2 separate regions of the Homo sapiens genome follow, and region 2 is linked to region 1. Evidence: read pairs that join two places in POLR2A ChIA-PET (ENCODE). Cell type or tissue: IMR-90. All regions are shown on one strand. Links, peaks and the distances in the headings refer to the core of each region. The heading gives the core; the rest is flanking DNA. Region 1 has its middle 25 kb from the start of SESN2. Region 2 overlaps DNAJC8 (DnaJ heat shock protein family (Hsp40) member C8).

What was found. Peaks named below come from ENCODE experiments on the same cell type or tissue, not always from the same donor. Only the 100,000 strongest peaks of a DNase experiment are listed, where the experiment ranks them.
Region 2: POLR2A ChIA-PET joins it to region 1 with 5 read pairs; 18 of 35 experiments call an interaction of 5 or more read pairs at or near these places.

What each region holds. Positions count from the first base shown.
Region 1 is chr1:28,283,437-28,286,347 of GRCh38, reverse strand. No RefSeq gene overlaps it. Among named protein-coding and RNA genes, the nearest start is that of SESN2, 25 kb to the right of the region's middle. In IMR-90, for the core only: no CTCF peak of the experiment used is centred there; no DNase peak of the experiment used is centred there.
Region 2 is chr1:28,229,485-28,232,395 of GRCh38, reverse strand. The region is part of intron 1 of DNAJC8 (DnaJ heat shock protein family (Hsp40) member C8); the gene reads left to right. Among named protein-coding and RNA genes, the nearest start is that of DNAJC8, 2.1 kb to the left of the region's middle. In IMR-90, for the core only: no CTCF peak of the experiment used is centred there; no DNase peak of the experiment used is centred there; H3K4me3 peaks cover 49 bases.

The DNA.
Region 1 (2,911 bases), core at 120-2,619:
AACCATAACATCTGTTCAAAGAACTCATACCAAGGAAGCTATTAAAGATGCAGATTGCTGAGCTCTGCCTCCAACCACTGGTTCTCTAATGAGATTCTAAGGCACAAAACAGTCTGTGAACTACTTCTCTAATCCACCTGCTCTAGGGCTCTGGTGAATGTTTGCAACCTGCTGGAGGAGACTCACTTGGCTTTTTTTTTTTTGGTCGGGGAGAGAAGGAGTTTCACTCTTGTTACCCAGGCTGGAGTGCAATGGCGCGATCCCGGCTCACTGCAACCTCTGCCTCGCAGGTTCAAGCGATTCTCCTCTTTCAGCCTCCTGAAATAGCTGGGATTACAGGCATGCACCACCACATCCGGCTAATTTTTGAATTTTTGGTAGAGACAGGGTTTCACCATGTTGGTCAGGCTGGTCTCAAATTCCTGACCTCAGGTGATCCACCTGCCTTGGCTTCCCAAAGTGTTGGGATTACAGGCTTGAGCCACCATGCCCAGCCCCGGCTCCTTTTTCTACTCACTCTCACCAGTTCTCAAATCAAGCATGGTTCCAAAAGACAAAAGAATTAGCTGGGCGCAGTGTTGGGCGCCTGTAATCCCAGCTACTCAGGAGGTAAGGCAGGAGAATCACTTGAACCTGGGAGGCAGAGGTTGCAGTGAGCCAAGATCGCACCATTGCACTCCAGCCTGCGCGACAGAGTGTGACTCTGTCTAAAAACAAAAACAAAAACAAAAACAAACAAGCAAACAAAAAAAAAGAAAAAGAATTGAGCTACCGACAACCTTCTGCAAATTCCAACCTGGGTAGATGTGCACAGGTCTTGAGTTGCAGGCTACAGAAGTCTAAAATAGATTCATTAGATCCAGTCTGAAGCTGAGTTTTCAACTCCATTTGCAAATTTAACATGATTTTAAAAATATTTATTTATTTATTAGACAGAGTTTCATTCTGTCACCCAGGCTGGAGTGCAATGGCGCTGGGATTACGGGCGCCCACCACGACACCTGGCTAATTTTTGTATTTTGAGTAGAGACGGGGTTTCACCATGTTGGTCAGGCTGGTTTTGAATTCCTGACCTCAAATGATCCGCCTGCCTCGGCCTCCCAAAGTGCTGGGATTATGGGTGTCAGCCATCAGGTCCAGCCTAATAAACATGATTTTTTTTTTCTTTTTTTTGAGAGGAGTCTCCCTTTGTCGCCCAGGCTGGAGTGCAGTGGCGCAATCTTGGCTCACTGCAAGCTCCGCCTCCTGGGTTCACGCCATTCTCCTGCCTACAGGCTGGGACTGTAGTCCAGCCTACGTGGCATGCATTGAGTGTGACTGTTGCCAAATGTTTTCAAATTTAATCTCGCAATCTTCGCAACAACCGTGTGAGGAAAGGGTCTGTTCCCATTCTATAGATGTGGAAATGGAACCTCAAATGAGAATCTGGGGAACACCAATTTAACAGACAGACCCAAATTCAAATTCCAGCTTTGACATTTAATATCAGTCTGATCATGAGCAAGTTGCTTCAATACTCCCTCCTCAATTTCCTTATCTGTGGGATGGAATTAATACCTAAGGTTACAGGAGGGTTGTGAGGATTAAATAATACTGGGTAGCTGGGATTACAGGTGCCCGCCACCACGCCCGGCTAATTTTTTTTTTTTTTTTTTTTTTTTTTTTTTGTATTTTCAGTACAGTTGGGGTTTCACCGTGTTAGCCAGGATGGTCTGGATCTCCTGACCTCGTGATCCACCCGCCTTGGCCTCCCAAAGTGCTGGGATTACAGGCGTAAGCCACCGTGCCCAGCCATTATTTTTTTTTAAATGCATATTGAGGATTTAGGCACTTTGGAGACAAAAATAATGCAATACAGGGTTGGGCATGGTGGCTCATACCTGTAATCCCAGCACTTTGGGAGGCTGAGGCGGGCAGATCGCTTGAGCCCAGGAGTTCAAGACCACCCTCGGTAACATGGCAAAGGAGTTCAAGACCACCCTTGGCAACATGGGGAGGCTGGGGCAGGAGAATCACTTGAACCTGGGGAGGTTGCTGTGAACCGAGATCACACCAATGCACTCCAGCTCCATCTCAAAAAGAAAAAAAAAAAAGCAATACAAAGAACTCTGGAATCAGAATGAGAAGGATTCAAATTCTACCTCAGTCGCATGAGCTTGGGCAAATTTCTGAATCCTGAACAGCTTGCGAATGCTAGATGCCAGGTACCTGAACTGTGCTAGGTGGTTTTTATGCATTATTTAATCCTCACAACCCTCTTGTAACCTTAGGTATTAATTCCATCCCATAGATAAGGAAATTGAGGAGGGAGTATTGAAGCAACTTGCTCATGATCGGACAGACATTAAATGTCAAAGCTGGAATTTGAATTTGGGTCTGTCTGTTAAATTGGTGTTCCCCAGATTCTCATTTGAGGTTCCATTTCCACATCTATAGGATGGGAACAGACCCTTTCCTCACAGGGTTGTTGTGAAGATTGGGAGATTAAATTTGAAAACATTTGGCAACAGTCACACTCAATGCATGCCACATAGGCTGGGCGCAGTGGCTCATGCCTGTAATCCCAGCACTTTGGGAGGCTGAGGCACGTGGATCACTTGAGCTCAGGAGTTCCAGACCAGCTTGGCCAACATGGTGAAATCCTGTCTCTACTAAAAATACCGAAATTGGCCGGGCGTGATGGTATGTGCCTGTAATCCCAGCTACTAGGAAGGCTGAGGTGGGAGAATTGCTAGAACCTGGGAGATGGAGGTTGCAGTTGAGCCGAGATTGTGACACTGCACTCCAGCCTGGGTGACAGAGCGAGACTCCATCTCAAACAAACACCCAATGCATGCCAACTGGAAAAGAAATGGAAAACTTTTATCCCCATTTCTATGGCTGAGGAAACTTGAGGCACAGGGAAATTAAT
Region 2 (2,911 bases), core at 210-2,709, 54 kb after region 1:
ATGTTAGGACAGCAGTGGGCTTGTTCTGAGCCTCCTTTACTATCGCATCTCCAGCGCATAGTATGTAGTGGATGCTCAGTAAATATTTGTTGAGTGAATGAATGAATAAATGAAATAAAAGCATGCCGTTTGGAGTCAGAATCTCAGATTAAATTATTGCAAGGGGCTGGGCACAGTGGCTCACATCTGTAATCCCAGCACTTTGGGAGGCCCAGGCGGGAGGAACCCAAAAGCTCGAGGCTGCAGTGACCTATGATCGGACCACTGCACTCCATTTTTGGCGAGAGTGAGACCCTGTCTCTTTAAAAAGAAGGAAAAAAAGGATAGAAAAAAAAATTCTTGGTTGGGCGCGGTGGCTCACGCCTGTAATCCCAGCACTTTGGGAGGCCGAGACGGGCGGATCACGAGGTCAGGAGATCGAGACCACGGTGAAACCCCGTCTCTACTAGAAATACAAAAAATTAGCTGGGCCTGGTAGTGGGCGCCTGTAGTCCCAGCCACTCGGGAGGCTGAGGCAGGAGAATGGCGTGAACCCGGGAGGCAGAGCTTGCAGTGAGCAGAGATCGCGCCACTGCACTCCAGCTTGGGTGACAGAGCGAGAGACTGTCTAAAAAAGAAAAAAATTCTTGGAAGACAGTTAACCTGACTGGACTGGGATTGAATTCTTTTTTTTTTTCCTAAGGCGGAGTTTTGCTCTTGTTGCCCAGGCCTGGAGTGCAGTGGCACGATCTTGGCCCACTGCAACCTCTGCCTCCCTGGTTCAAGTGATTCTCTCGCCTCAGCCTCCCGAGTAGCTGGGATTACAGGCGCCTGCCACCACGCCTGGCTAATTTTTGTATTTTTGGTAGAGACGGGGGTTTCACCATGTTGGCCAGACTGGTCTTGATCTCCTGACTTAAGGTCCTCCCGCCTCGGCCTCCCAAAGTTGCTGGGATTACAGGCTTGAGCCACCACGCCTGGCCGGGATTGAATTTGTTCAAGACATTAATTTTGCAGATCTTCATATTCCACATCTGTAAAAACAAGAGAGTTAATTTAATTTAATTTATTTATTTTGAGACAGAGCCTCACTCTTGCCCAAGCTGGAATGCACAACCTCTGCCTTCTGGGCTCAAGTGATTCTCCCACATCAGTAGCTGGGACTACAAGCTCAGGCCACCATGCCTGGCTGATTTTTGTATTTTTTTTGTTGTGACAGGGTCTTGTTGTGTTGCCCAGGCTGGTCTTAAACTCCTGGGCTCAAGCAATCCTCCCGTCTTGGCCTCCCAAAGTGTTGGGATTACAGGCATGAGCCACTGTGCTTGGCAAGAGAGTTAATTTTAAAATAAACATTTTCATGAGGACTAAAGTTATTGTATAAGAAAGCGTTTCATAAAAAAATAAAGCAGAAGCATCTTTCTCAGGGTTAAACAAGGCAGAAGATGGGACCTCTGTAGGGTGGCATGGGTTTGAGGAATGGAGTTGCCCCCCAGCAGGCTGTGAGCTATTCAGGGTTAAGGACCATATCACATCCATCTTTTATTTCTTGCAATTGTAACAGTACTTGTTACATAGTAGTTTCTCCAAAGTATTACATTTAGGTCTAGACACCTGGCAGGCACTGCCTGTAGTCTCAGCTGCCCGGAAGGCTGAGGCAAGAGGACTGGAGGATGACTTGAGCCCAGGAGGTGGAGGTTGCAGTGAGCCATGATCTGTCTTCTGTCACTGCAGTACACCCTGGGTGACAGAGCAAGACCCCTTCTCAAAAAACAAAAACAAACAAAAAACCAAATGGCAACCTTTGTTTGAATTGGATGGGAAAAAATATCTAAGGAAGGGTAATTCAGTCATTTTTTTAAAAAATAGAGACAAGGTCTTGCCATGTTGCTCAGGTTGGTCTTGAATTCCTGCACCCAAGTGATCCTCCTGCCTCAGACTCCCAAAGTGCTGGGATTACAGGCATAAGCCACCACACTGGCCTCATTCATTTAACAGATGTTTATTGAACATTGGAAATGTACTAGTTTGCTATTTAGGTGTTGAGGATACGGTAGTGAACAAGAGAGAAAAAAAATCCTGTTTTCATAGAGTGAAGAGGGAAGATGTCTAGAAGGAATGACTTTTTATGTTAATGAAATTCTTTCCAACCTTGTTTTGGCTATAGGAATAAAGATGGCATATAGCATACCAGAGATTCATTCCAACTAGCATTCCAACTCTGACAGTGACACCAAGAATGTTTTCCTGGGACTGCCTGGTGCTTGTTCTCCCTGGCATTGTCTTCAGGTCAGGGATTTTTCTTTTTTCTTTCTTTCTTTTTTTTAAATTAAAAATAGAGATGGGGTTTCGCCATGTTGCCCAGGCTTGTCTCAAACTCCTGAGCTCAAGCAATCCACCCACCTCAGCCTCCCAAAATGTTGGGATTACAGGTGACAGCTACTCCGCCTGGCCAAGTCAGGGATTTTTTCTAACACTATTAGAATTAGGTGGTGGAGTTGTTTGTTCCTTCCCATCAACAGTTTTAAATGCTGCTCATAGTTTATGTCTTACTGTGATTGTATTTTTCCTTTTTTTGCTCTTTAAATTTTTTTCTTTATTTTTTTTCCTCACAGAGAAATCTCTTACTTTTTTTTTTTCTTTTTTGAGACGGAGTCTCGCTGTGTCTCCCAGGCTGGAGTCCAGTGGCGCGATCTTGGCTCACTGCAACCTCTGTCCCTGGGGTTCAAGCGATTCTCCTGCCTCAGCCTCCCAAGTAGCTGGGACTACACGCCATGCCACCATGCCCAGCTAATTTTTTGTATTTTTAGTAGAGACGGGGTTTCACCATGTTGGCCAGGATGGACTCCATCTCCTGACCTCATGATCTGCCCACCCCCCAGCCTCCCAAAGTGTTGGGATTACAGGCGTGAGCCACTGTGCCCAGCCTATTTTT